Linked DNA regions of Homo sapiens: region 1 is linked to region 2. Evidence: chromatin loops called from intact Hi-C (ENCODE). Cell type or tissue: left lung. All regions are shown on one strand. Links, peaks and the distances in the headings refer to the core of each region. The heading gives the core; the rest is flanking DNA. Region 1 overlaps TSPEAR (thrombospondin type laminin G domain and EAR repeats). Region 2 holds the start of TRPM2-AS (TRPM2 antisense RNA).

Region 1 (15,177 bases), core at 2,901-10,900, 80 kb after region 2:
GACCCTGTACACACCACTGCTCTAGGCAAGGATGCGACCCACCGTCCCGGGGTTAACCACATCAGTGTCACCATCACAAGGGGGTGACAGCCCTTTACAGATTACATCTCCTTTTCCTGGTGATTCTCCCTCTTAATCCCTAAATGAGTCCTGCAAGATGGGTGTTGATTCTTCCTATAGCACAGCTGAAAGAGTTGAATGGCTCGTCCTAGAGCACACAGTTTGGCAGGGCTGAGTAAAATGAAACCCAGTGCTTGTCCCTCCAGGCTGCGGCGAACCTGCACTAGAGTTTTATGAAAGTCCAACTTCCTGGCGATAGGCAGAAAAAGCAACGATCACCTTCCCTGATATTTTCACCTAGCAGACAGTCTTCAGCCCAGAGAACATCTTCCCAAAGTCCAAGACAGAAGGTACATGTAGAAATGAAATAGAGGTTCCTCTTCAAAGGGACTTTCCTCCCAGTCTAATTCAGAATAGATAGTAACCTCTTCTAGAAGCAAAGTTTACTCAAAGACCTGTGTTAATATTCTTAAATTCTGCTAGCTGTAATAAAGAAATCAATATACTCTGTTCTTAGCTCCCACATTTTAGTCTAGGTATTTGCCCTGGCATGCCTGAACCAGTCCAAGCAAGAATTAGGTCATAGCCTCTTCCTCTTCCTTATTTGGAAGTGTTTTTGCCTCTCTCAGCATTCCACAAGTTACTTCCTCTCTTCCTTTGTTCTCCTCTGCCTTTGCCTCTTTTGGGAAGTTCTAAGTTGCTAGCCAATCGAGACAAACAGAATGTAAGGTCCCATTCCAGCCGATAGAAACTGGGCACAGCAGTAGGGTAGCTGCGTCAGGTTATAAATGACCCTGTCTTTTTTTGTGTGTGCTCTTGTGGCAAGACTGCTAGCGAGCGGCACCCTTTCTGCAGAAAGTAAACTAGCCTTGCTGAGAGATCCTTTGTCTCAGTGTTGATTTCTGCAACACCGAGCACCCGTTCCCAACAGTAAATGTGTCTGCCTGTGTGTGTACACATCCACCCATCAGCCACAACCCTATGCCTGAAGCCAGGCACTAGAATGAAATTCTCAGGGTCATGTCATGTTTCAGATTTCAAGTCTCACTTCCCGCACCTGTTACCATTTGGGTCTATGTCTCCCTCCCAGATCATCCTCTGATTCTACCAGAGCCAAACCCGGAACCCTCTGCTCATTTCACCCTTTCAACACACATTTTCCAGGCACTTCTGCTGCTCAGCATCTCCCAAGGGTGAGCCCTGAGCTCTTGCAGGGATGAATGCTTTCCATGGCTTTTCTGTCTGCCTGCAGTTACAACCCCTGATCTCTGGGGACAGGACCTGCCAGGTCTGTCTGGAGAATACCCATGTGAGACTGAAACTGGCTTCTCCCACTCTCAGCCCCAGTGACCTGCTCTGTAAGGCTGGTTATAGGTGTGGCTGCTGCCCCTGCCCAAATGCTTTAGGTTTCCCTCCTGGGATTCTCCTGCCCCTCTAAGCAGCTCTCCAGGGGACCCCATCCTGACAAAGAAAGCAGAAAATGGAGTTCCTGATGAGAAAAGAACTGTTCTGTGAGGAACACAAGTCCTTTTACATGATCGGGCACAGAGAGATGTGGAGAGGGGACAGGAGTCCTGTCCTTCTCCCTCTGAGCTGTGTGTTCATCTTCAGGAGCTGCGTGCGATGACCATGAGGAGCCACTAACTAACAAATCATGCCCACCGGATGCTGCAACCTGCACCACGTAGCTTAGCAGTGTTATTTCTGTGAGCCAGCGAGACTCCCGACAAGCAGCTTTGTGTCGGCCTGCTCCATGTCACCCTCTTTTGCCTTAAAAACCTGCCTATAATGAAGGCCAAAGAAAGCAAGCTCATGGCCGGGAAGCTCACAGCCAGGCGTACGTGGGTGTGAGTCTTCTGGGCTGCTGTCCTCACCCTGGCTCAAGTCAACTCTTTAAGTTAGACTTCATGCCTCAGCCTCTTCCTTTTAGGTGAACACTGATGGGAATACAGGAAGGGCCCCCATCCTTCCCTGTCTGAAGCTCAGACTCCGCATGAGAGGACTTCCCACTCCATCTCAGGATGGAGACAGCCTGCTGAGGATGCAGCTTTGTCCAATGAGGTCAGGAGGGCTGGTGGCAGCGTCTGTTAATTCCGTTGGGGCAGCCAGTGGCAACTGGCAGTTATTCCAGCTGAGGATGCTGGGATGGATTTTTTTTTTTTTTTTTTTTTTTTGAGACAGGGTCTTCCTCCGTCATCCAGGCTGGAGTGCAATGGCATGATCTCGACTCACTGCAGCCTCAACCTCCTGGGTTCAAGCAACTCTTCTGCCTCAGCCTCCCAAGAAGCTGGGATTACAGACGTGCACCACCAAGCCTGGCTAATTTTTGTATTAATAGAGGGTTTCACCGTGTTGGCCAGGCTGGTCTCGAACTCCTGACCTCGTGATCCTCTGCTTCGGCCTCCCAAATTGTGGGGATTACAGGCGTGAGCCACCGCACCTGGCCTGGGACGGAATTTTAAGTGAACTGCGGCCCTTAGCTCATGAGCCCAGCTTCGGTGTCTGATGAAACGACACCGCAGGGATGGGGGAGAGGGGAAGATTCGCAGGTCACGCCGAAACCTCTGGTTAGCCCCGGCTTCCACATCCTTCCCAAAATCTTTAGCCCAAGTGCCGCACAGCCCCTTTTGCATGTCTTCCCCACTCCTTGGTGGCAGAGGCCCCTGTTGGTAAAGCAACAATAGAGAAGTGGAGAAGATAAAGAGCTGTGAAAACTGCCCCAGAGAAGCTGCAAGAAGCTTTGCTGGAATCAGGTTTTGCATCTCCGAATCGGAGCTCCATTTGTTGGGTCGGGGACCATGCTTAGTGGTTCAAGAACTGACAGAAGAGGTGTTTGCAAAATGCTTGTTGGGAGGATAAACAGCTAAAGGAAATTTTATCTGAGCCTGAGAACCGCCTGCACCAGCACAAAAGTAAAGCCCCAGCGCCCTCGGGCCAGGCCTGCTGGAAAAATTCCCATGTGTCAGCCCCAGGAAGACGTGGGCAAGATGAGGCGTATCCTGACCAACGCAGGAAATGGCCCTGCTCTTCTGCTGGCCCCTCTTCCACCATCGAGGCCGCTCATCCAAGCGGCGGGAAGTAAGAGGGTCAACTTTTGCACGGCCATTGAGAGGTTTCCTGGAAACCTGGCTCTCTCCCCACCGTTGCCCCATGAGCATGGTGGTGACGAGCTTGGGCTCTGAGATCAGAAAGTCTCAAGTGTGAAACCTCAGTCTTCTTCCTTATTAGCTGTGAGACTTTGGGCAAATTACTTAACCTCTCTGAACCTTAGTTTCCTCAAACTGTAAAATGGGGCAAATGTTGGGTGACACTCAGCATAACGTCAGAAATAGTGCCCAATAAATGTTGATCTCATCGGCCCCACAGCCCATTCCGCCACTCTCTTCTTTCTCTTCCTCCCCACAACCCAATTTCATCATTGCCTACAAACAGCCACAGGATAGAACTCGGGACAGTTCGGGACAGCTCTGGACAGCCCAGAGGTTATTTACAAGTCTAAGAGCAATCAGTGTGTCCTGCCCAACTGCCCAGCTGTTTGAAAAGCACAGTAAGAAGCTGGTGCTGTCCATAAGCCACATAGCTTTCTAGGAATGACAGGGGTGTGGATTTACAAAGTCACTCTTGACCCTTTAAAATAACACAACTATTTTCTGCTCCCACCATATCTCAAGTGGCACCCAGATTGTGAGGCCTTCCATCCAGTGAGTAGTGTCAGCTGGAGAGGTGGTGACTGATTTAGGGCTCCGGTTTAGGGCTGAACCAGGGTCAGCTGCTTCTTTGTGTGTTGGTCCCCTTCTGCGGAAAGCAAAGGGATTGGACCAGATGATCGTGAAAGAACCTTCCGATGTTAAGATGTAGAGTTTCGATGGTTCCATGATAGAGAGGGATCACAGAAAAGCTCCACAAAGCTTAACCTCCCAGGGGGACAATTACAATAATGTGAAGTTAATGCTAACACAGGATAGTTTGATGTGGGTGTGACGGCATAGGGAGGTCGGGGGCCTGGAGGCTTCTCAGACTCATTCTCAGCACCAGATGTGGCATCAGGAACAGCCTGAAGGGAGGCTAAGGGATCCCGCCCTCTCCCCAGCTCTGAAGATGCCTCCACAGTGAAGAAGAGACAGGGAGCCCCCAACTCTGCACTTTCACTGGCTACTCCCACACTGCGGGGCAGGGGAGGAGGAAGACCCCAACACCTCCCACCACCGCTACAGACCCCGACCAAACGTCAGTTCTCACCTGCGCCACCGCCCCAACCACCCCTGAGAGCCATTAGGTGACAGTTGTGCTTCACCCGCAAAAGGTCTTCCTTTGCCAATTTTTGTCACAAGTTTTTGCATATTGTTTGCATAAATTTGCAGGTAGGATTCAAAAGGTCCTGATTCCAATTACACAAGAGAAAACACACTGACTGCAAGTGCAGTTGAAGAAGGTTCTCAGAAGGGCACGCTGGAACCGCTCCCCGGTGCCAGGAGAGGTGTTTGAACTACGTGCTGCTGGGGCGCCCAGACGGGCTTCCCCACGATCCAGGAAATCAGAGCTTTTGCAACGTTGGCTTGAAATCGTGGCTAACAAGACAGAAAAGTGCTCTTCTCAACCCCAGGGGAAGACTGGGGAGGTGGGCGGGGCCCCAGGGCCCACTGATTCCATCCAAGAGGGGGCATGGAAGGACAGCGGCGAGCCCACGTCTGGAGCTTCTCCCTCCTGTGAAAGGCAAACAGAATCCTGAGATGCCAAACTCACTGTTCCAAAGGGAAAGGGAAAGCTTGGAAATGGCGTCACGCAAAACCTGCCTCTCAGGAGAACCAGTCTGTTTCTGAACAGAGAGCTTGCAAGACGGCCGGCCATGTATCTCCCCGGGAGGCCTCCCACACTCTGACAGTGTCGATGAGCAGCTGATCCTCGCGAGTGTGGGACAAAAGACTAGGGCTTGCTTTTATTTTTGTTCAGGGACACAGAGCCAACACCACCAGCTACTAAAGGAATAAAACCACATCTTGCTTGTTTAAAGCAGTAAAGGAACAAAATTGCATAGGCCAGGAGGTGCTTTTGTGTCTCCAGCCGTGACTTCTGGTTAAACACTCGAGAAAAACACAGGCTTGGCTTTTTCTTCTTTTCTGTGTCTACTCTATCTGACGTCAGATGCAGGTTTGCTGAGTGCCAGGTGAGTGCCTAAAGGGCTGTTCCCCCACCTCCCCCTTTCACTTGCAACGTGCACTCAGTGCGTGCTAATTAAAGCCTCCCAGGAGCCTGACCACTGGCCTCATTGCCCACCCACCGTCTTCTCTCTCCCCCTTCCCCCTGCCCTCTCCTCTCCTCCTCTTTTAAATACTCAGCACCTCAAAATGCTCTCTGGAAAAGGCCTGGCCACAGGTCCTGCTGTGACTGGTGCCACTTTTTCCTGGGCAGATTCTCAACCTTGGCATCATAACCCTCTAAGCTGACTGAGACCTGGCTCAGACACTTTCAGTTTTGTGCTCCAAACACTGAGTGGTAACTTTACCCAGAAGTTCTTAGATTTTCAGCCACTCAAGCCAGGCTCTGATTTCCAAAATAAGTCCAGATCTAGAACAGTTTGGGGAATGAAGGGATCTGGCTGAGAGATGGGAGTTGGAACAGTTGCGACACCGTCAGCCTCACATGAACAGAAACAAATTACTCAAACAAGAGAAGAGCAAGGCCCAACTGGAAAAGCATGTGGGTGAGTCTGCAAACCAAAAAAGTACCCGACCCAGGCCTCGATCAATGGAGAAGTTTATTTTGCCAAGGCTAAGGATGCACCCAGGAGACAGGTCTGTGCCTCTCTCCCAAGATGATGTTGAAGGCTTCAGTCAAGGGGAAAAGCCGGCTGGAGGGGGCAGAGGGAGGAGGGTGTGGTCACATGACTGATTGCTCCATGCTGCAGGAGAAAAGGAGCAGGTGGGAACAGTCAGTTACCTGTTTATCTCGTGCTCAGTAAATTGGCACTTTCCATGAGATAAGGGGCACACAGAGCAGCCACTAGTGGAGATGCTGACCCTCTCATCTGCAGCTGTCTGCTTAGGGCAAAGGGAAAGGCAGCTTCCTGCAGGACTCAGCTTTCAGCTTTTTTCTTCTTGGTTGAGTGAATTGGGGTGTCGAGTTTTTAATCTTCCTTTCACAGGTGCTGACCCAATGAGGCCAATCATGTGTGATTGGGACCTTCTGAGTGACTTGGTGGAAAGCAGGGCCCAACCCTCCTGCCCAGGACGCTTGGGAAAGCCTTGCTGGCTGGACGGAGGGGAAGGAGGCTCTCGGCGACTGCCCCCAGAGGGGAGTGGCTCTCCACTGGCCACAGCGATGGCTGGAGTGAGACCTGAGCCCCGGAAAAACACGAAGGTCCCAAAGCCGGCAAAAGTAGACACTGAGTTTATTATTTGCCAGACAAGGGGAGGCTTCCATTTCATTACGAAAGGTCAGGAGTGCTCTCTGAGCTGAAGGTGAACAGACAGCTGCGGTGTAGGAAATAGGAAGTTTTGTCCACAGTTCTGATTGGCGGAAAAAGCACATTGTAAACTCTCTGAGGATCGCTCCTGTTCCGATTTGTGTTGCAGAAGCAGGAGCACCGTTCCTGGAAGACCGTGGCAGGTGTGGTCTGGGCTGCGTGGCCCCGGAGCCTGCTGTCTGAGCCTCTTCTCATGGAGTGGGGGTGGTTTCTCTGGCACCTACATGGGTTAAGAGGGAGGACCCCTGGGGCCTTGCGCCCATCACCCCCTCTCATCCTCACTGCCTGTGACGGACAGACAAGCAGCTCTCCCAGCTGCAGAGACAAGATGACCACAGGAGAGCCAGCAGAGGATGCTGTTACCAGGGAGCTAGGACAGCCAGCACACAGGCAGACGGAGGCACGCAGCCTGAGTCCCAGTCAGCTGGAGGACATGTGATTAAAATGCTGCTGAATAGGGAAAAAATCCCGGGCCCAGAAGTTGAGGTCCCTGTGGGTGGGGCCGTGGGGAGGGGGTGCGACCCAGGCCATGCCCAGGCTTGTGATTTCTGACCTCGCGCTAGTGCATTTACGGGTAAACTGAGGCTGGGAGGGAAGCCTCTCTCTGTATGGGGAGGTGGTCCTCTGTCCGTGTCCGTGGTGAGGGGCTGTGCCCACCCGCTGCCTAGAGAGGAGCACCGGTGCTTTTGTAAAGAGCAGTATAAATACACTTCCGTTCAGATAAAACACAATAAATAGGTGGCGGCAATGGCGGGACGGCACCACACCTGCTCAGGCGGCCGGACGCACACTGCAGGAGTGGCTGGCGAGAGGCCAGCCGCAGGGACATGAACCGAGGTCCTGTTGTTTGAGGTAAAAATGTATAGAAACGGTTCCTTGACAGCGAAATCCCCGCTTGACACTCAGATGGGCGAGCACTGGCAGGGGCTCTGGGCCTCTGCCTGCAAGACCAGACCGTCACTGGGGCTGTGGCTCAGAAGGACTCAGAGGTGGATGGATGTCCCTGCCCGAACCAGGGCCGCAGATGGCCCCACCTGCACCCTGCCTGATGCCCAGGCCCGGGATGCCCTAGGCTGGGCCCACCTGGACGTCCAGGGTCAGTTGGGGGAGGTGCTGGGGTCCCGCCCCACCTGGCCACCCCAGTTGCTGCCGGGCAGCCGCGGCCTCAGCGTGTCCTCAGCCGCAGGACCCTGGAGAGGGGCTCCTTGGCGCTGGAGTAGATGAGGTAGGCACCAGCCGTGGTGCTGAAGGCCTCCCAGTCCCTGCAGCCGACGGTGGGGAGGCTGTGCACCGCCACGAAGCCCTCGTAGCCCTGCCACCTGCGGAACAGACAGCGGCAGCCGGGTCAGCCTGGGCTCTGCGGGGCAGCTCCTCTCCCCCGGCTCCCACCCGCGCTGTCAGGGACCCAGCAGCTCTGGGTCACATCTGAGCCTCTTCCATCCCCCCGACTGGCACAGCGTGGGGAGATCGATTCTGGGCCATGAGGGCCTTCTCATCTTGCAAAGCAGGAGGCTGAGGCCCAGAAGAGGAAAGATTCCAGATCTCACCAAGATCCCAGCGCTACCTCCTATCCACCCAAGATCCTAACCCCGGGGACCCCCAAACGTGCAGTTCCGAGGGTCGGCCTCAATCGTGAGGTGCGTGACTTTCCCCAGGGCCCCCCTCAAACACACGCAGGCCACCACGCAGGCTGGAACCCCTCCGTCCTCAGATACAGGAGCCCAGCTCTCTGCCCGCTGCTCTGCGGCCCCACGTCAGGGGCTGCCCCAGGCCCTCATTCTTGCTCTGGGCGGCTGCTGGCCGCCAGGGTTTGCCTTCAAAAGGACTCATTTATCCCAGGAGCTTCCATTTCCGAGGCGTGGAGTCCCCAAGGCAGGGCGCCGACATCAAAGGGCACGAGTTGTTTACATTTAATATTAAATAATAAAGTATGAAAATAAATTCTTCCAGACTGCTTTCTGGAAAAACCGTGGTGGCTTCTGCTCTCACGGGAAAGGGCAGGGTGGGGTCCCCCTGGGATCCCCCAACCCACTCCACTGCCCATCTTTAACACACTTCCAAACAAATGGGGGAGAACCTGGCAGGGTTTTGCTTTGAGGACAAATCCCTTATAATGTTTATTCACACTGTTCATCTTTTCTTCTAAAAATTCATATTTATATCTTTTGTCCATTTTTCCAAATTTAAAGACACATTTTTTATTAGTTTGTAAGGGTTGGTTTTCTGTCGTGTGTGTGGTAAAGAGTTTGTCTTTTGCTTTTGAATAGGATGTCTGTTTCCATAGAAAGCTTTTAACACAGGTGGTCGACCCAGTGCCTTTCCTTCTGGGCTTGTCTTCTTCATAGAACCCTGAGGTTATACAACTGCCTTCAGCTTTTCTTCTTTTTCACATTTGGACTTTTAATCCATATAACATTTATTTTTGTGTACAATGTGAAGTGGGGGTAAGCTTTGTTTTCTTCCAGATTACATGAAGCTAATCTCCCGAATCATATGGAGTTATCAAGTAAAACCCATCCTTTTCTCATTGCCTTCAAATATAGCATTTATGGCCGGGCGGGGTGGCTTACGCCTATAATCTCAGCACTTTGGGAGGCTGAGGCGGGCAGATCACTTGAGGTCAGGAGTTCGAGAACAGCCTGGCCAACATAGTGAAACCCCATCTCTATTAAAAATACAAAAATTAGCCAGGCATGGGCTAGGCGCAGTGGCTCATGCCTGTAATCCCAGCACTTTGGGAGGCCGAGGCGGGCAGATCACAAGGTCAGGAGATCGAGACCATCCTGGCTAACACAGTGAAACCCCATCTCTACTAAAAAATACAAAACAATTAGCCAGGTGTGGTGGCAGGTGCCTGTAGTCCCAGCTACTCAGGAGGCTGAAGCAAGAGAATGGCGTGAACCCAGGAGGCGGAGCTTGCAGTGTGCCGAGACTGGGCCACTGCACTCCAGCTTGGGCGACAAAGCGAGACTCCATCTCCAAAAAGAAAAAATAAAATTAGCCAGGCATGGTTGGCCCATGCCTGTGGTCCCAGCGACTAGGGAGGCTGAGGTGGGAGGATTGCTTGAGCCTGGGAATTTCAGCCTGCAATGAGCTGAGGTTATGCCACTGCACTTCAGCCTGGGCTACAGAGTGAGACCCTGTCCCCCCCAAAAAATAAATAAGAAGGAGATATTATTAAAAAGGTACCCAGGCCCAGATGGCTTTATAACTGAATTTAACCCAGCTGTCAGAAATGAGAGAAAAAATCCTATTCTTCAGACTATCCCAGTCCACAGGTGCAGTTAGAAAGCCCTGCAGTGTGTATTTACTGTTAGGCTTCATTTTAAACTGGATAAAGTTAAGTCCCCAAAAGAAAACCACCGAGCAATCTAATTTCCTATTATAGATGCTAAAAGCTTAAAGACAGGCAATTGGAAGCCAGTGGCTTATTCAATAATTCTGCATCATCACCAAGTGGCATCGGGTCTAATAACGCGAGGAGATGTCTCACTATAAATCATGACATCAACAGTAAACATAGTGGACCGCACCACGCACTCACAGATGCCAAAGGAGACCTCAGCCCTGGCCCGGATGGCCCACAGCCCATCAAACGGCCATGCTCAGATGTGCTCGTTAAATTAGAGCAAGGTGGGACAGCTGCCACTTCTGCCGCCATCCAAGATTGTTCTGGAATCTTTAGCTAGGGAAGCAAGCTACATAATCAATTAGAACACTAGAAATCAAGGGGAAATGTTCTTTATTCTCAGAGGTAATTACATTCCTAAGTCCCCTGAGAATCTTTTTAAGAAAAGCTATTAGAACTGATTGGTTAGGGGGCGAGAAAATGATTGTCATGATGAGCAGCTGCAAATGAAAGTTAAAAAGCCAACCCCATTCGTTAAACGTACGATACTTGGAAAACTCCTGGAAATAAATGAGAACACCACAGTGTCTATGAGAGAAAAATTAAATATCAACAACTCCCATGTTAGGATGTCCACACGCCGCATCCCTGACAGAATCCAAAGGCAGAAGCACCAGCACTCGTGGGTTGTGGCTACACCCGGGGCAGGGCCCCAGCTCAGATCCCACACGGGTGCAGCCAGCGCCGGGCCATCCACTGGGCCCAGCCAATCTCGGAAATGACACCTGACTTGGGACTCGCTGTGAGCCGGTGGCACCTGCGAGAGAAGGTGAGCCCCCGGGGGGAAGCAAGGCTCTGGGAGGAGGCCGGCCTCGGTGAGCCCTTGGGGGGAAGCAAGGCTCTGGGAGGAGGCCGGCCTCGGTGAGCCCTCGGGGAAGTAAGGCGCTGGGAGGAAGCTGGCCTCAGTGAGCCCTCGGGGAAGCAAGGCTCTGGGAGGAAGCTGGCCTCGGTGAGCCCACAGTGGGGAAGCAAGGTGCTGGGAGGAAGCCGGCCTCGGTGAGCCCTCGGGGGGAAGCAAGGCTCTGGGAGGAAGCTGGCCTCGGTGAGCCCTCAGGGGGAAGCAAGACTCTGGGAGGAGGCCGGCCTCGGTGAGTCCTCGGGGGGAAGCAAGGCTCTGGGAGGAGGCCGGCCTCGGTGAGCCCTTGGGTGGAAGCCGGCCTTGGTGAGCCCACAGGGGGGAAGCAAGGCGCTGGGAGGAGGCCGGCCTTGGTGAGCCCACGGGGGGAAGCAGTGTGCTGGGAGGAAGCTGGCCTCGGTGAGCCCTCGGGGGGAAGCAAGGCTCTGGGAGGAGGCCGGCCTTGGTGAGCCCTCGGGGGGAAGCAAGGCTCTGGGAGGAAGCCGGCCTCGGTGAGCCCTCGGCGGGAAGCAAGGCTCTGGGAGGAGGCCGGAGTTGGTGAGCCCTCGGGGGGAAGCAAGGCTCTGGGAGGAAGCCGGCCTCGGTGAGCCCTCGGGGGGAAGAAAGGCTCTGGGAGGAGGCCGGCCTTGGTGAGCCCTTGGGGGGAAGCCGGCCTTGGTGAGCCCACAGTGGGGAAGCAATGTGCTGGGAGGAAGCTGGCCTCGGTGAGCCCTCAGGGGGAAGCAAGGCGCTGGGAGGAGGCCGGCCTTGGTGAGCCCTTGGGGGGAAGCCGGCCTTGGTGAGCCCACAGCGGGGAAGCAAGGCTCTGGGAGGAAGCCGGCCTCGGTGAGCCCTCGGCGGGAAGCAAGGCTCTGGGAGGAGGCCGGAGTTGGTGAGCCCTCGGGGGGAAGCAAGGCTCTGGGAGGAAGCTGGCCTCGGTGAGCCCTCGGGGGGAAGCAAGGCGCTGGGAGGAGGCCGGCCTTGGTGAGCCCTTGGGGGGAAGCCGGCCTTGGTGAGCCCACAGGGGGGAAGCAATGTGCTGGGAGGAAGCTGGCCTCGGTGAGCCCTCGGCGGGAAGCAAGGCTCTGGGAGGAGGCCGGAGTTGGTGAGCCCTCGGCGGGGAAGCAAGGCTCTGGGAGGAAGCCGGCCTCGGTGAGCCCTCAGCAGGAAGCAAGGCTCTGGGAGGAAGTTGGCCTCGGTGAGCCCTTGGGGGGAAGCTGGCCTTGGTGAGCCCACAGTGGGGAAGCAAGGCTCTGGGAGGAAGCCGGCCTCAGTGAGCCCACAGTGGGGAAGCAAGTCTCTTGGAGGAGGCCGGCCTTGGTGAGCCCACAGTGGGGAAGCAAGACTCTGGGAGGAAGCCGGCCTCGGTGAGCCCTCGGGGGGTAGCTGGCCTCGGTGAGCCCTCAGGGGGAAGCAGGGCTCTGGGAGGAAGCCGGCCTCGGTGAGCCCTTAGGGGGAAGCAAGGCACTGGGAGGAAGCTGGCCTCGGTGAGCCCTCGGGGGAAGCAAGTCTCTTGGAGGAAGCTGGCCTCGGTGAGCCCTCGGGGGAAGCAAGGCTCTGGGAGGAAGCTGGCCTCAGTGAGCCCACAGTGGGGAAGCAAGGCTCTTGGAGGAGGCCGGCCTCGGTGAGCCCACAGTGGGGAAGCAAGGCTCTGGGAGGAGGCCGGCCTCGGTGAGCCCACAGTGGGGAAGCAAGTCTCTTGGAGGAGGCCGGCCTCGGTGAGCCCACAGTGGGGAAGCAAGTCTCTTGGAGGAGGCCGGCCTCGGTGAGCCCACAGTGGGGAAGCAAGTCTCTTGGAGGAGGCCGGCCTCGGTGAGCCCACAGTGGGGAAGCAAGTCTCTTGGAGGAGGCCGGCCTCGGTGAGCCCACAGTGGGGAAGCAAGGCTCTGGGAGGAGGCCGGCCTCGGCAGCTCATTACCTGTAAATAATACTGTTCACCGAGAAGGTACGCCCATCGAAGGAGTTGGCCACCACCAGGAAATAATCTTCTCCCACCGAGAAAAACTCCCAGTCCAGAGCACTGCAGGAACAAGTGGGTGGATATTAGGACACAACAGACATCGCCAGGGAACTGGGGGATTGGCCAGAAGCTACCTCCAAAATTTATAGAGGAGGAGCCGGGGCCAAAGTGGGGAGTGATTTTCTCACAGTCACATATGTGTTGGTCTATTCCAGGAAAATGTAAATTAGTTGTTTGCTTAAAAAAAATTTCAAATTTTATTTTATTTTATTTTTGAGATGGAGTCTCATTCTGTCACCCAGGCTGGAGTGCAGTGGCGAGATCTCGGCTCACGGCAACCTCTGCCTCTCGGATTCAAGCGATTCTCCTGCCTCAGCCTCCCGAGTAGCTGGGATTACAAGTGTGCGGCACCACGCCCGGCTAATTTTTGTATTTGTAGTACAGACAGGGTTTCACCATGTTGTCCAGGCTGGTCTTGAACTCCTGACCTCAAGTGATCTGCCCACCTCAGCCTCCCAAAGTGCTGGGATTACAGGCATGAGCCACCATGCCTGGCCTCAAATTTTAAATTATGGTAAAATACATATAACATAACATTTCCCACCTCAACCATCTTTAGGTGCACAGATCAGGGGCATTAAGCACATTCATACTGCTGTGTGGCCGCCCCCACCATCCACCTCCAGAACGCCTTCATCCTGCAAAACCGAAGCTCTGCACCCAGTAAACATCACCCCCTCCCCCCTCCCCCCCCCCCCCCCCCCAGCCCCGGCACCCACCACGCCACTTTCTGTCTCTATGAATTTGACCACTCTAGGGACCTCATATGAATGGAATCGCACGGTATTTGTCCTTTGTGTCTGCCTTAGCTGAGACTCCAGTGACTCAAGGTTCATCCGTGTCGCACTGTGTGTCAGAATCGCCTTCCTTTCTAAGGCCGAGTAACGCTCCGCTGTGTGAATGGACACGTTGTGTTTGTCCATCCGCTGACAGACACTTGGGGAATTTCCTCCATGTGGCTACTGTGAATGCTGCTGCTATGAACACCGGGGTACAAAAGTCCACTTTTAAGAGGTTGAAACAATCAGAGAAAAAGTCTCAGGCTGCTGGTGCCTGCTGGAGGCAGGAGCTTGGTTTCCCGCTCTGGACACTGTGCAGAAATGGCGTCACAGTGCTGTGGCCTCTGTGCCTGGTTTCTTCTCTCAGCATTGTGTCTTCAGCTGTGAGGTCAGCGGCCGTGAGGTCACTCCAGGAGGTGCCTACAGGACCTGCAGGACCTGCTCGTTCACAGATGTTCTCCTAGAAGCAGAAGCTGTTTCTTGTTGCAAACAAATTTGCTGTGTCCTGTCTTAGGAGTCTCACCTGAATTTACCAAGGATGCATCTGTGCTTGGGGATGGCTCGGTTTGAGGGGTCTGAGGAGCGGCTCCCCTGGATCCTTTCCTCCCCAGGAGCCCACCTGCCGAGCTGTCAGCGTCAGCCCCACATCTCAAGATGAGGAAATGGAGGTCGAAGCCATGCACACGCAGGCGTCCTGCTGACATGCAGGCCAGGCGGGTGCCTCTGTATTCAGCAGCCTCAGGGCTGTGGCCAGTTCAGGCAGCAGAGGGGCCTCATCCCGGTGCTTCCCTGCAGGCAGTTGTGGGGCCGGCCTGCAGCAGGGGCTCAGACAGGGCCTTGGGAGAGGGAGGGATCACAGAGGTGTCCAGTGACAGGCAGGGCGGGCAGAGCCCATGGGGCCTTGGGCTCCTCACTCCTTCGGTCAGTCAGGGTGACATCTGGAGCCACCTCCATTAATGGTGGGTTATGATTTGGTTCCCATGCAGCCCGTGCCAGCTCGCTGGGAGGAGGACGAGGACGCCTGTGATCACATGCTCTGGTCTGGAGGCACGGCCGCGGGCCCCGGGTCAGTGTGAATCCGCGGGGTTACTCCTCAGTCGGATCTGAGCTCTGAAACCCAGACCCGAGGAAGACAAGCGGCCACGTCGGATGTACCAGTGGTGGAAGATCCTGTCCGGCTGCACCGAGGCTCACATCAGAAGCCGGCTTCGGTTTCACCACAAAATAAGGCATCTAGTGCCCGATTCTGCCTCCAAAGCAGCCCTGGGTCACACTCGCTGTAGGACAGATGTTATTCTTCAGAATCACGCCCTCTGGCAAATGCCCATCATCGGACAAATGGACGGATGAAGTGTGACTCAGCCATGAGAAGGGGGATGCTCTGAGCCGCGCGGCCACACCACCAACCCGGAGGACACGGTGCTGCGAGAAAAAGCCAGGTACAGAGGCCACGGCTCTACGAGTCCATTTCTGTGCAGTGTCCAGAACGGGAAATCACAGAGACAGGAAGTGGGCCCGGGGGTGCCCAGTTGGGAGGGAGGGGCTGGAAAAGGGTGTGGGGGGCTCCTTGTGAGGGGATGAGAATGTTCCAGAGTTGTCTGCAGCCATGGC
Region 2 (14,248 bases), core at 67-8,066:
TCTGTCTCCCCGCGCTGGCTTTAATGCAGTGTTTCTATTAGGGAAGGTTCGGGGGTGGGTTCTTGGATGAGTAAGTGGCTGGTGGAAGAAAAGGGGGTTCTGGAAAGTTATGTCTCCTCATAGGTCTCGTGTGCACATTTGGGCGGAGTTACTGGGACCCTGGGGTGGAAACTCGGGCTGTGCAGACTCCAGCTGGCCACAGTGGTTCCAGCTGTGACCTCAGCCAGTTCCAAAAGCTCCTGCAAGCGAGTCTCAGCATCCCAGCAGGTGGCTTCTTTTCCCGTCTGCCATCTGTAAGTGTGAGCATTTCGGTTAGTTGCTGGGTTCTTTAGCTCTTTGGGGCCGGTTCCCCAGCCCTAGACGTGTTCCTGCTGCCCCCACCGTGTGCCTCAGACGGCGCTGGCTCTGCGGTGCCTTCCCCAGAGCTCCGATCCATCTGTGGACGGCTCTGTGTCTGCCCTCCCGTGCCATTGGGGTCTTCCTCATCTGCACGTCTTCACGTGCTTTGCTGGTTTTGTGGATTTGCACACACGTGTCCACCTCCTCTGGGCCTGGTGTTTGTGGCATCTGTGGCAGTTTGAATAACAGCCCCAGGGAGGTCCACACTCGAACCCTGTGGCTATGGGGCCCTATGTGGCAAAAGGGACTGGGAGGGTGGGGTTAAGTGGAGGATCCTGAGGTGGGAAATTATCTGGGGTTATCTGCATGGGCCCGACATCATCATGAGGGGCCGTGGAAGAGGGAGGCGGAGAAGGAATGTGACGGTGGCAGTGAGCGTCGGCGGGAGGGGAGAGCCTCAGCCCAGGAATGCAGGCAGCCTCTGGAAGGCAGGAAAGGCAAGGCATGGAGGCTCCCGACCTACGGGAGGAGCACAGCCCTGCCGAACCTTGGTTTTAGCCCAGTGAGACTCCTGACCTCCAGGACTGAGAGAAGAGTCTGATTGCTTTAAGCTGCCAAGGCCGTGGCGGTTCACTACAGCAGCATCAGGAGACCCATGCAGTAGCTGTTTCTTCTCTTTGAAAATGTCTAGGATTTTCTTTAAATCCTAGTGTCTTGAAGTCTTATCATAGAACTTTTGGAATGTTATTTGCTATTGTTGCTTTTGAAACAAGGAGTACAAAATAGGTGGCTGTCCATCCGGCCCCTGGTGGACGTGGTCCTCTGGGGTCGTATCTCTGATCAGCCGCAGCAGCTGTGGGCCCCAGGCTTTGGGGGTTCTGTTTTGCTCTTGCAGCTTTTAAACTTAGAACAAATTAAATGCTGAGGACCTCACACCAGAGGCAGCATAAAAAAGAACTCCAGGGAACCAGGAGGCCACGCAGAATGAAAACACAGGTGTTTGGGGTCCTAGTGGGCCCCAGGGTTGGCTCTGGGGGTTCTGTGGCCAATTCCTAGCCCTGACAGTGGAGCTGAGGAGCCCAGCACGGCTGCGGAGCTGTCATGGTCCACAGAAAGCCCAGTCTCCCCACGTTGCCCCCATAATTCAGAAAGCCTCCCAGGCCCTCAGAGCCCTTCCCAGCATCTGCAGACAGACCCTGTGCTACCCAGGACTCTGAAAATCCTTGTGTTCCTGGTTTTGTTAGGAACCAACCGTTTCTCTTCTTGTTTCATTGGCTAAGTTGCTGAGGTTGCCACCTTTCAGAACGTGGGTTCTGAACATTGAGAGAACCCGAGCATGGGCCAGGACTGTCATCTCGAGGCCAAGGGGCTGGTGGCAGGACACTGTCCCTGCAGCAAGTATGGCACCCACACTTCCGGCTCCCACTGCGGAGGGCTCTGTGCCTGTCACCCTGAGACACACCAAGGAGGCCCCTGCAGCCCTGCCCCTTCCACATGCACCCCTGGAGGGTCTGGCTCTTGTGCTCGTCAGAATCCACAGATCAGGTCCTAGAGTTCAGTGCCAGACAGTGTCTGTCTCCTGATAAACACCCACTTCGTGTTATTAGCCAGTGAGGCTTATAATATCGAAAGTCTGTGTGCTTCTCCTTTTTTCTTGCTTTGGTTCCCAGGAAGCCTGGAATTGTGAGGTCTGTGGGCTGAGTTCTGTGCCTGGAGCTGGCCTCCCGTGTGGCGTGGCTCTGCTCTCTGTGGCATCACAGTGGGCACGTGGGCATGGCTCTGCTCTCTGTGGCATCACAGTGGGCACGTGGGCATGGCTCTGCTCTCTGGCATCACAGTGGGCACGTGGGCATGGCTCTGCTCTCTGTGGCATCACAGTGGGCACGTGGGTGTGGCTCTGCTCTCTGTGGCATCACAGTGTGCACGTGGGCGTGGCTCTGCTCTCTGGCATCACAGTGGGCACGTGGGCGTGGCTCTGCTCTCTGTGGCATCACAGTGTGCACGTGGGCATGGCTCTGCTCTCTGGCATCACAGTGGGCACGTGGGCATGGCTCTGCTCTCTGTGGCATCACAGTGGGCACGTGGGCATGGCTCTGCTCTCTGTGGCATCACAGTGGGCATGTGGGCATGGCTCTGCTCTCTGGCATCACAGTGGGCACGTGGGCGTGGCTCTGCTATCTGTGGCATCACAGTGGGCACGTGGGCGTGGCTCTGCTCTCTGGCATCACAGTGGGCACAAGGGCGTGGCTCTGCTCTCTGTGGCATCACAGTGTGCATGTGGGCGTGGCTCTGCTCTCTGGCATCACAGTGGGCACAAGGGCGTGGCTCTGCTCTCTGGCATCACAGTGGGCACGTGGGCGTGGCTCTGCTCTCTGGCATCACAGTGGGCACGTGGGCGTGGCTCTGCTCTCTGTGGCATCACAGTGGGCACGTGGGCGTGGCTCTGCTCTCTGGCATCACAGTGTGCACGTGGGCGTGGCTCTGCTCTCTGGCATCACAGTGGGCACGTGGGCGTGGCTCTGCTCTCTGTGGCATCATAGTGGGCACGTGGGCATGGCTCTGCTCTCTGGCATCACAGTGGGCACGTGGGCGTGGCTCTGCTCTCTGTGGCATCACAGTGGGCACGTGGGCGTGGCTCTGCTCTCTGGCATCACAGTGGGCACGTGGGCGTGGCTCTGCTCTCTGTGGCATCACAGTGGGCACGTGGGCGTGGCTCTGCTCTCTGTGGCATCACAGTGGGCACGTGGGCGTGGCTCTGCTCTCTGTGACATCACAGTGGGCATGTGGGTGTGGCTCTGCTCTCTGTGGCATCACAGTGGGCATGTGGGCGTGGCTCTGCTCTCTGTGGCATCACAGTGGGCACGCAGGCGGTGAGAGGGGTCTGTTCTGGGTAAACACCCTGACCTCGAGGTGTTGCTTTCTCCTCCCTGACAGCTACACCTTCCAGCAGGTGCAGGAGCACACGGACCAGATTTGGAAGTTCCAGCGCCATGACCTGATCGAGGAGTACCACGGCCGCCCCGCCGCGCCGCCCCCCTTCATCCTCCTCAGCCACCTGCAGCTCTTCATCAAGAGGGTGGTCCTGAAGACTCCGGCCAAGAGGCACAAGCAGCTCAGTATGCCAGCCCCAGTGCCTCTCCTGAATGTCCTGGCCACCCGGGTGCAGAGGGGGTGGAGATGGCATGGCAGCTCTGCCCAGAACCCTGGACGCTCAGCAGGCGTGCAGGTCACTCAGGCTGCTGGCCTTCTGCTGGCCTTGAGCAAGTGGTGGGGGCTGAGCCCAGAGGCCCCCTTGGGGGCAGGTGTGCGATGGGCTCTTCCTGCCACTCAGGACTGGCCCCCTCCCACGGGGCCCCCCCGGTGGGTCAGGGCTTCAGGGCCCACCTCCTGAGGATTCCAGGTCCCCTGGTCTGTCCGCCCACCCTGACAGAGAACAAGCTGGAGAAGAACGAGGAGGCGGCCCTGCTATCCTGGGAGATCTACCTGAAGGAGAACTACCTCCAGAACCGACAGTTCCAGCAAAAGCAGCGGCCCGAGCAGAAGATCGAGGACATCAGCAATAAGTATGGGGGCTCCGGTGGGCCTGGGGGCGGGAAGCCTCTGGGGGACCTCCTGCAGGTCCACAGGCACCATGAGTACATGTCCCACCTGGGGAGGCCCAGCAATGCCTCACCGGTGAGGGAGCGCTGTATCCCGTGGCCCCTGCAATGCTGCAGGCATCCGGGCCTGTGCCCACAGCTGACCCAGGACCCTCTGCGGTCCTTAGGAAGGCTGGGCCCCACAGGGCGCAGGGTCAGAGGCTGGGAGGGAAGCCTTGGCGGCTGGGGGAGGGGCAGGTTGGCCCGCAGGATCCGGCTTGGAGGCCTGGGGGCATGTGCACACGGGGTCCAGGCTGGTTTGGGGGTGGTTTGCTCTGTGAGCTTGTTGGTGCACAGCCTTATTATAGCTTCTGCAGGACCTCGGCAGCCCAGCCCTCGGGGTCAGCCATGCTCAGCACCGTCCTCCCTCTCAGCTCCTCCCATCTTGCTTCTTTCCAAGGTGCGAGGTCAGTGTTGGGGGAACATCTGCTCCCTTCTCTCCACTGCCAGGCCTTCCGCCCTGCTAGGTGTCAGCAGGGCCTAATGGCCCAGCAGCGGGCAGCAGGAAGGGCTGCCCCCAGTGTCCTGCTCTCAGTGTGCGTCTCACCATGGCATGAGAGGAGGAGGGGGAAATGGACACGGTGCCACCTAGTTATGGCCGTGTGGAGGCTCCTGCAGCCACAAACAGGAGCATCCTGGAGCTGGCAAGGGATGGCCAAGACCAGGCCAAGTGCCCTCCCCCTTAGAGACATGTATGTACTCCTGCCTTTCCATACCTCCCTCACCTTGTCTGTAAGATGGAGACACGATAGTCCCTGTCTCTTGGAGTTGTTTCCAGAATACAGTGGGGTCCTGACTGTAAAGAATTGAGCACATATGCTGGAACTATAACCAGGGATCTGCTAACGTGGCTGGTGCTTTTATCATCACCCTTACTTATGAGTAGTGGGGGCGGTGGTGGTGATGGTGATGATGGTGGCTGCGATGGTGATGGTGGTGGTGGTGATGGTAGTGGTGGTAGTGGTGATGTTGGTGATGATGGTGATGTGGTGGTGATTGTGATGGTGGTGGTGTTGGTGATGGTGGTAGTGATGGTGATGATGATGGTGATTCTGATGGCTGTAATGGAAGTGGTGGTGATGGTGGTGGTGATGGTAGTGGTGGTGATGTTGATGGTGATGATGGCAGTGGTGGTGGTGGTGGTGGTGATGGTAGTGGTGGTGATGTTGATGGTGATGTTGGCAGTGGTGGTGGTGGTGATGGTGGTGATGGTGCTTCTGATGGTGGTAATGGTGGTAGCGGTGATGGTGGTGGTGGTGGATGGTAATGGTGATGGTGACAGTGGTGGTAGTGATGGTAGTGGTGGTGCTGGTGCTGGTGGTGGTGACGATGGTGGATGTGGTGGTGGTGATGATAGTGATGATGGTGATTATGATGGCAATAGTAATGACGATGGTGACAATGTGAGGACCTTAATGAACTAGCTGATGTCAAAGCCCCTTCTAGCTCCCATTCTGAGTGAACTAGATACACGTGTCCTGTTTGCTTGAGTCTGGGCATGATGACTTCCAGTTGAGCCCTTGGCATGCTCTTTGCCTAGAACAGTCTTCTCCCAGAGAGAGTCAGGACTTGCTGTCTCTCTCTATTCAAGCCTCACTTCATTGGAGGGCCTTTCCTGCCCTCCACCCACCCTGTCCCCATCCCCTGTCGTTCTGGAATCTGGATGTTGGTTGGTTGGCTGGTGGGTTTGTGGGTTGTGTCATGTCTAACTGCCAGGCTCCATGTGAGAGTAGGGACAGAGTCCCACATGTTCCCCATAGTATCCTGGGATGTAGAGCAGGCCCAGTGCCTAGAAGGCACTGAGGAAATCCTATGCAATTCTGGAACTGCTGTTAGTTCCTGGCCTGGCAGGGTTGCAGGAGGCTGGGGTCGCTGGTCTCCAGGCCTGCTCAGCCCTGACGTTTGGCTCTGATGGTCCACTTACAGAGGAGGGGGGCCTGGGGCCATGCAGTGCCCTGACAACCTTCTCTTACTTGCTGTTGCCAAGTACAGCTTTGATGGATGGCCTCGTCTGGGACTTTGAGCAGTGGCCATGCCCAGGGCCCAGATGCTGGGGGAAGGTGCTTGGGAGAGTTTCTGAAAGGCGGCCTCCGCATGTCAGGATGAAGCTGGAAGGCCACAGCTCTGCTGATGACCAACATAGTCAGGGCTGGAATATGATGGCTGGCATGTGTTAAGGGCTCATTGAGGACCACACCCTTCACCTGCATCATCTCGCTCAACCCTTTTGCAGAGGGAGGTATTTTTCCTTCCACTTTTACCCATGAGGAAGTGGAGGCCCAGGAAAGTGAGAGAGGTGGCTCAGCTTCCACCACTGGCCAGCGGTGTGGCCTGGAATGCAGGCCCCAGCAACTTTGCAGCCTCCTGCCTTAAGGGAGTGGGCTGGACCCCAAATGAATCAGTCCCAGGCCGGGCGCGGTGGCTCACGCCTGTAATCTCAGCACTTTGGGAGGCCAAGGTGGGTGGATCACAAGGTTAGGAGATCAAGACTATCCTGGCTAACATGGTGAAACCTCATCTCTACTAAAAATACAAAAATTAGCCGGGTGTGGTGGCGTGCGCTTGTAATCCCAGCTACTTGGGAGGCTGAGGCAGGAGAATCGCTTGAACCCAGGAGGCGGAGGTTGCAGTGAGCTGAGATCGCGCTGCTGCACTCCAGCCTGGGCGACAGAGCAAGACTCCACCTAAAAAAAAAAAAAATTTAGTCCCAAATGCCTCTCAGCTCCTGCCCTATCCCAGACATCTTAAAGCTCAGAGCTGGTCTGCTGCCTATTTCCCAGCCTAGGTGCTCAGTGGAAGTTGGGCGCCTCCAGTTATTTTCTGAGGTTGAAAAAGCTTAACTAAAATATAACTTTGCAGGCCAGGCACAGTGGCTCATGCTTGTAATCCCAACATTTTGGGAGGCTGAGGTGGGAGGATTGCTCGAGCCCAGGAGTTCAAGACCAACCTAGGCAACATAGTGAGACCCCCATCTCTACAAAAAATAAAAATAACAATTAGCCAGGCACGGTGGCTCATGCCTGTGATCCCAGCTACTAAGGAGGCCACAGCAGGAGGATTTCTTGAGGCCAAAAGTTTGAGACCAGCCTGGGTAACATAGTGAGACCCCATCTCTACAAAAAATAAAAAAACAACAACAAAAAAGGAAAGAGTAGCCAGGTGTGGTGGTGCACATGGGGTCAGAGTCCCAGCTGCTCAGGAGGCTGAGGCCAGGGGTTCGAGGCTGCAGTGCGCCATGATGGTGCCACTGCACTGCAGCCTGGGTGACAGGGTGAGACCCTGACTCTAATGCATATTTGTATGTGAGTAGAAGTTTTCCCAAGATGAGCCTGCAGAACGTGTTTCCGCTGGGCCGCTGGCTGGTGTGCTGAGCTGTCACTCCCATTGGTCAGCAGCTCTTGCTCATCCGCAGAGGGGCCTGGGACAGAAGCTGATGTGCTTCAGTCGACCTGATCTTGCAGAACACGGGCTCCAGGGAAAGTGAGGAAAGAGCTCCTCAGCCCGTACCAAGGGCCCTAGCCTGGTCACCGTCCCCTCCTCCAGTGAAGAAGCTGGGCACCTGGGAGGCGCATGAGTGTGGGGTGCCATAACCTTGCAGCACTGAGGTGAGCTGAGTTCACCAAAGCTCCTCGCCCACAGGGCAGGGCTGGAGCTTTGGGGGTCAAGGACAAGCTCTGTCTGCAAATCTAGACAGTTCCTGCATCTCACGGTGGTGGAATCACGCGGGTCCGAGAAGGCTCCAGTAACCACCCTCGCATGTTTGCAAGGCTGTCTGGGAAAACATGGCAGGTGCGGTTAAGCGGCTTTTGTGGGATTAAGCAAAATGAAATGTGGGTGAAAGGAGATGCCCAGGCCTGGAGCGAAATCACTTTCTTCCCTCTCCCTAGATAACTGTTTAAAGTGGGTCATATCCCCAGAAAGTTTCTGTGTTACTAAAATAGTTGCTCAGTGTATTATAAGAATATCACTTGCAGTGGGCGCTGTGGATGAAAGGAAGTGAGGGAGCCCAGGGGACAGCGGATGAGAGCTGGAGACTCGGGTTTGCCCACAGAGTTATTTTAACCATAAACACAGCAGGCCGAGGCTGGGCGAAGCAAAATAAGACAGAAACCAAACATTTCCAGAATAATAGCGCCGCTCTACAACCCCACAAAATAAGACAGAAGCCAAATACTCCCAGAAAAACAGCGCTGCTCCACAACCCCCACAAAATACGACAGACACCAAACATCCTTAGAACAGCAGCACTGCTCCACGACCCCCACAAAATAAGACAGAAACCAAACATTTCCAGAATAATAGCGCCGCTCTACAACCCCACAAAATAAGACAGAAGCCAAATACTCCCAGAAAAACAGCGCTGCTCCACAACCCCCACAAAATACGACAGACACCAAACATCCTTAGAACAGCAGCACTGCTCCACGACCCCCACAAAATAAGACAGAAACCAAACATTTCCAGAATAATAGCGCCGCTCTACAACCCCACAAAATAAGACAGAAGCCAAATAACTCCCAGAAAAACAGCACTGCTCCACAACCCCCACAAAATACGACAGACACCAAACATCCTTAGAACAGCAGCACTGCTCCACGACCCCCACAAAATAAGACAAAAACCAAATATTCCCCAAGCAACAGTGCCGCGCCACATCACCCCCAAAACAAAACCAACCTCTGCTGTGCCCAGAGGAAGTTTCATTGTTTGTGACCTGTCACCTGGCCCTCCCTCAGTTCACTCACCTCCCCCTCTCTCCTGGGACCGACAGGCTGCCAGAGCTTGCCATGTGAGCCTCGGCTGTCCGTCTGCTGAGACATCTTCCCCTCTGGGGCCCTGGGCAGTTTGGTTCTATGGGAGAAATGCATGTTAGAAATAGTTTCATATTAAGAGGAAGCAAAGGCTGACACAGGGCCTTGGTGGCTGCATCTGGCAGGGCTGTCTGCAGAGCGGTGTGGCGTTCCCAGGGCCCCAAGGTGTGGTGTGCGTCCAGCTCAGCTGCTTCCTCTTTCAGGGTTGACGCCATGGTGGACCTGCTGGACCTGGACCCACTGAAGAGGTCGGGCTCCATGGAGCAGAGGTTGGCCTCCCTGGAGGAGCAGGTGGGTCCGAGGTCGGGGCCTCCGTCAGGAGGTGCCACTGCTGGGCCTGGTGGGCGGCTCTGCCATGTGGTGGCACCAAGAAGGAGGGCTCTGAGGAGTGATGGTGAGGAGGAGGCCGGAACGTTGGGGCAGCCATTCCCAGCTGGAAGAGGCACCCTGTGTGTCCTCCAGAAAACCCCGCCCAAGGGTTTCTGTGACTGAGTTCCTTCTGTGTGCACTGAGGCCTCCACGGCCGGGCTGTGCTCCTCGCTGCTCCCAGGAAACAGAGTGCTTCTCCCCTCCCGGCCTCCAGGGAGGCTGTGGGACTCTGTGCCTGAGCCCTGGAGAGGCCGCAAGACCGAGGTGGGGAGGACTTAGAGACGGCCTCTCAGGGTCTGCTCCCACCACCCCATCAACGTCCACCAGCTGGGCCGGGCTGTGCTGTCCAACAACAGCACCTGCGGCCACGGCAGCCCCTGCGGGCAGTGCTGAGCCCTGTGGATGGCTCAGCCACCCTGTGCTGCTGCTCCCAGCCTTGCTCTGTGGGGCAGGGCTGGGACCTGTGCTGCTGGGGCATCCACCATCCACCAGTCCTGCCCGTTGCACCCAGGGGTCTGCCCAGGCCGCCCTCTACCCCTGTCTTGGCCATGCTGGGACCCCTGACAGGGTGCCCAGCACTGAGCCACACGAGTGAGACATGTCCCACTGTCCCCTGTGGGAGGCGCATCAGCCTCTGGGGAGGCTCCTCCTGGGAGGTGCAGGAACCCTGGAAGCCTCTGGCTTTGGCGGCCTGTGACCTCTCCCTGTGGTGCAGAATTGCCTGACTGTGCCTTCATGCTGGCTCCATCCTCTGGCTTGTCCAGTGCAGTGACAGTCCCACTGTTGTGTCTCTTGGGGAGGCTGCACCATCAGATGTGTGACTTGGCAGCCCCCGGGGGGAGCCGGGTGGGCCTGGGGCAGCGTTCTGGCTGGCTTGGTGGCTGCCTGGGGAGGACGTGGTGTCTCACTTTCAAAGGGCGCAGGGGCTGAGTGACAGGGGTGGGGCTCCTGGCTGGGGGAGTGAAGTCTCGGTGGGCAGTGGGGTGTGTACCATGCGTGTGGGTGGCAGGTGCTCACTGTGTCTCGGGCCATGCCTTCCAGGTGGCCCAGACAGCCCAAGCCCTGCACTGGATCGTGAGGACGCTGCGGGCCAGCGGCTTCAGCTCGGAGGCGGACGTCCCCACTCTGGGTGAGTGGGTGGCCAGGCCAGCAGCTGGTCTCCAGCCGCCTGTTTCTTTTGGGTCTGGGGTCAGTTGGGAGGAGAGGCAGCTGGGGGTGGGGGGCTCTGTCCAGGAGGAAGGCACTGGCTGCAGCCTGTTCCAGGCAGGGCCAGCGCCCTCAGGAACTCAGCCCACCCACCGACGCTGGCGCCGAGGCCCCGCCCAATCCCTGACCTGACCTGGTTCCTGGACGTCCACGGGGAGGCCTGGCCTGCTGTGCCCTGAGCTCCCCACATACCGCACTGCAGAGTGGGGGTGCGAGGCGGGCGGCTGCAGACTGTGTCTGAACCTGGTCACGTAGGCTGAGTGACGAGAAGCAAAGTCTGTTTTCCTAAATTCGCAGCCGGCTATGAAATGCACATCAGTAGCCTTCCTCGGGCTGCTGAGTTTCGCCGGCCCTCAAGGAGCATATTTGCCCTCGTAACCGCACTGCGAGTTCAGCTCATTGCCGAGGGCCCTGACTGCCGCTGCACAAAGAGGCAGGTGCCGGCGGGGACGCTGCCTGAGCTCCCGTGGCTGTCCTCCCTGGGGGCCCTGCCCACTTCAGAGCTGGTGTTCGACCTGCATGGCCATTTGGGCTCGGGGAGGTGGAGGAGCCCAGATGTTTTGGCGGAAGGACCACAGAGGAAGTCCTTGTCCTGCGGGCGGGCACCTGAGCCCGGGCTCCGCCTTGCGTCACGTCTTCCTGACTGTCCCCAGCCTCCCAGAAGGCCGCGGAGGAGCCGGATGCTGAGCCGGGAGGCAGGAAGAAGACGGAGGAGCCGGGCGACAGCTACCACGTGAATGCCCGGCACCTCCTCTACCCCAACTGCCCTGTCACGCGCTTCCCCGTGCCCAACGAGAAGGTGCCCTGGGAGGTGAGCGCCTGCCCAAGCCCAACCAGGCGGAGTGGCCGGGCCCCTGGGGAGGGGAGGGCGGCCCTGTCCCCATCCATCTGGTATTAATCCTGGCTCCCAGCCACTGCAGCCACAGGGGGATCTGTGCGTCTGGCAGCCCCTGTTTGACATTTGAGGAAACCGAGGCACAGAGAAGTCAAGTCACAGGGGCCTCACAGCTGGAGGTGGTGGAGGGGCCTGAGGGGGGCACACTGATCCCCACAGAGCTCGAGGCTTAGGCTCCTCCCATGACCATCCCAGGGCCCAGCCCCCCGGCCCCATTCCCCCAGGTCATGCCCTGGTCCTAGACCCCACCCACCCCGGTGAATGGCTCTGGCCCCTTTCCAGGTGCCAGGCATGGAAGAGAGACAGAGACACAGAGACAGAGAGATGGCTAATGGCCCCTGGGAGACCCCCGCCCTCCTGGTGCAGGGCTTCTCTCTGGCCTATCCAGAACATTCCAGGCTGCTGCTTCCGCTGCCTCCCCTTGGTCTCTACCACATAGAATCCTCCTTGCCTCTAGGGTCCAGCTTAGCCCCCTGCCCCACTCTGGGAAGACCCCCAAGGCCCCCAAGTCACGGCCACCTGCCCTTCAGCTGGCCCCAGGGTGGGGGTCCCTGATCCCAGCCCCCGGCCCTGCCCAGCCCCCAGCTCTGCCTGGCACCCGGATCTGCCCAGCTTGGAGCTTCTGCCCTGCATGTTGGGATGTTGGGGTCGGGTTCAGACCCAGCTGAGCAGCCCTTTCACCCTGGTGCCTGGCCCAGCTTTGCAGTGGGGGTAAAAATCTGAGGGAAAACTCCCTGTTTTGCGACAGACGGAGTTCCTGATCTATGACCCACCCTTTTACACGGCAGAGAGGAAGGACGCGGCCGCCATGGACCCCATGGGAGAGTGAGTATGAGCCGCTGTCCGTGCTCCCAGCTGGCCCCAAACCCAGGGCCTCCTAGGGGCTCCCTTGAGAATCCCAGTCAGAGCCCAGCCCGGGGAGGTCCAGGTGAGCAGGAGGGGCCCGTGGGGGCCTGAAGGGGCCCAGCTCCTACTGTTGTGTACACCCAGCCTGCAGCTACTCGGCTGGGCCCTTGGTGGGGGGGTGATCCCTCTGCCTGTCTGCTCTGTCCCACCTGCAACACGGGCACACAGACACGCCTTCTCCTCTGCTCCCAGCACCCTGGAGCCACTGTCCACGATCCAGTACAACGTGGTGGATGGCCTGAGGGACCGCCGGAGCTTCCACGGGCCGTACACAGTGCAGGCCGGGTTGCCCCTGTGAGTGTGCCCCCTGCGGGCCCCGCCCCGTCAGCCTTTGGGGTTTGCCTGGGGGGCAGGTTTCCTCTCTGGGCAAAGGAAGCATTTTTCTCATAAAACAAAATCAAAAAAAGCACGTGAGCCACCGAAAGGAAGAAAACATCAACTCACTGCATCTCCGTAGCCCCCAGGACTGGGCTTGGGGGCGTGGGACTTGCCCCCTGGCCTCGGGCAGGCCCTGCCCCATGGTCCCTGCCGTAATCTGGGGACGTGGATTTGTCTGTGTACGTGGGGATGGCTGTGCTGGGAGAGGACGATGCCTCAGAGGATGGGCAGGGGCTGTGCGGCAGGGAGGGGACACGGAGATGGGCACTGGCAGGCTTACCTGGCCGGGAAGGTGGCCTCGCCTGGCATCCTGTTCCCCACAGGATCGGCGCTGCACCCATCACACAGGTGAGGAAACCCAAAATAAAGGTGTCAAGTGTCCTGTGAGCACCTACAAGTGCCCTGGAAGGAAGGAGCCTGGGAGTCTTGGACCCTGCCATGAGGAGGAGGTGGAGGAGGGGCCACCAGAACCTGGGACTGGGGGGTTGCCGGGATGTGGGGCATGAACCATGGAGCAGAGGAACCAAAGGGTCTGAAGGACGGGGGGACTGCGTGGCAGGCCTTTGCAGAATGCTCTGGAACAGGGTGTGGGCTCCTCTGCCTGGAGCCGGAGGTTGAGTAAGGAGGTGGTAGGAGGCGATGGGGCCTGAGAGCAGAGGTCCTGGCCAGGTGGCTGCAGCTGCAGGCGGCCCGCTCTGGTGTTGGGGGTATGTGGGACGGGCAAGGGCGGGTGTTTAGGGAGGTGCATCCGGTGGCTATGGGAAGCTGACGAGGAGAGCAGCAGGTGCCTGGCATGGGCAACAAGGCGTGAGCACCTGCTCTCACGGGTGGCTGCCACACAGGCAGGTGTGTCAGGACTTGGCAGGACGTGGTGTCCATGCGGGCTTTAGTAGTGCAGAAGAGCACTTTCTGTATGCACCATGCTTCTGTTGTGGACTTGCGAATCATATTTTCATTATATTTCCTTAGGTGTGTTCTCTTTCTATGAAATTATAAAGACACACCTTCCTATATTCATTTGATACATTTTAAAATTAGTTTTTTTCACTGAGACTTTAATACAGCTGAAGGCTGATTGTATAAGGTGTGAGGAGGGGCCTGATTTATTTTGTGAATTCACAGAGAAAGTGAGCTGCCTGACTTCATTTCCTGCTAAGATCTGGCCCCTCCCCTGAGGTGTGGCTCCTCCCTGAGGTGTGGCTCCTCCCCTTAGGTGTGGCTCCTCCCCTTAGGTGTGGCTCCTCCCCTTAGGTCTGGCCCCTCCCCTGACGTGTGGCTCCTCCCTGAGGTGTGGCTCCTCCCCTGAGGTGTGGCTCCTCCCTGAGGTGTGGCTCCTCCCTGAGGTGTGACTCCTCCCCTTAGGTGTGGCTCCTCCCTGAGGTGTGACTCCTCCCCTTAGGTGTGGCTCCTCCCCTTAGGTCTGGCCCCTCCCCTGAGGTGTGGCTCCTCCCTGAGGTGTGGCTCCTCCCCTTAGGTCTGGCTCCTCCCTGAGGTGTGGCTCCTCCCCTGAGATGTGGCTCCTCCCTGAGGTGTGGCTCCTCCCCTTAGGTGTGGCTCTTCCCTGAGGTGTGGCTCCTCCCTGAGGTGTGGCTCCTTCCCTGAGGTCTGGCTCCTCCCTGAGGTGTGGCTCCTCCCCTTACGTCTGGCTCCTCCCCTGAGGTGTGGCTCCTCTTTCAAAGCTCTGTATGCCTCTGTCCCAGTCATCT

What was found. Hi-C counts contacts between places; a loop is a spot of excess contacts. Peaks named below come from ENCODE experiments on the same cell type or tissue, not always from the same donor. Only the 100,000 strongest peaks of a DNase experiment are listed, where the experiment ranks them.
Region 1: a loop joins it to region 2, with 5 times the contacts of the local background. A loop is called at or near these places in 3 of 110 quality-filtered maps.

Annotation. Positions count from the first base shown.
Region 1 is chr21:44,492,095-44,507,271 of GRCh38, forward strand. It overlaps TSPEAR (thrombospondin type laminin G domain and EAR repeats), which reads right to left. Exons shown (of 12, transcript NM_144991.3): 11 at 12,686-12,787; 12 at 5,799-7,842. The coding sequence ends at 7,689. TSPEAR-AS1 (TSPEAR antisense RNA 1) reads left to right here and starts at 13,950. Exons shown (of 7, transcript NR_103707.1): 1 at 13,950-14,234; 2 at 14,553-15,005. RefSeq lists enhancers at 1-29, 30-530, 57-1,256, 11,068-11,587. In left lung, for the core only: no CTCF peak of the experiment used is centred there; DNase peaks (open chromatin) are centred at 7,287, 7,675 and 10,687; H3K27me3 peaks cover 4,742 bases.
Region 2 is chr21:44,414,654-44,428,901 of GRCh38, forward strand. TRPM2 (transient receptor potential cation channel subfamily M member 2) reads left to right here. Exons shown (of 32, transcript NM_003307.4): 21 at 3,274-3,455; 22 at 3,770-3,902; 23 at 8,992-9,079; 24 at 10,199-10,286; 25 at 11,017-11,174; 26 at 12,007-12,083; 27 at 12,357-12,458. It overlaps TRPM2-AS (TRPM2 antisense RNA), which reads right to left and starts at 10,910. Exons shown (of 3, transcript NR_109964.1): 1 at 10,497-10,910; 2 at 8,723-8,828; 3 at 1-291. RefSeq lists enhancers at 8,758-8,817, 11,833-12,744, 12,745-13,656. In left lung, for the core only: no CTCF peak of the experiment used is centred there; a DNase peak (open chromatin) is centred at 4,098; H3K27me3 peaks cover 1,528 bases.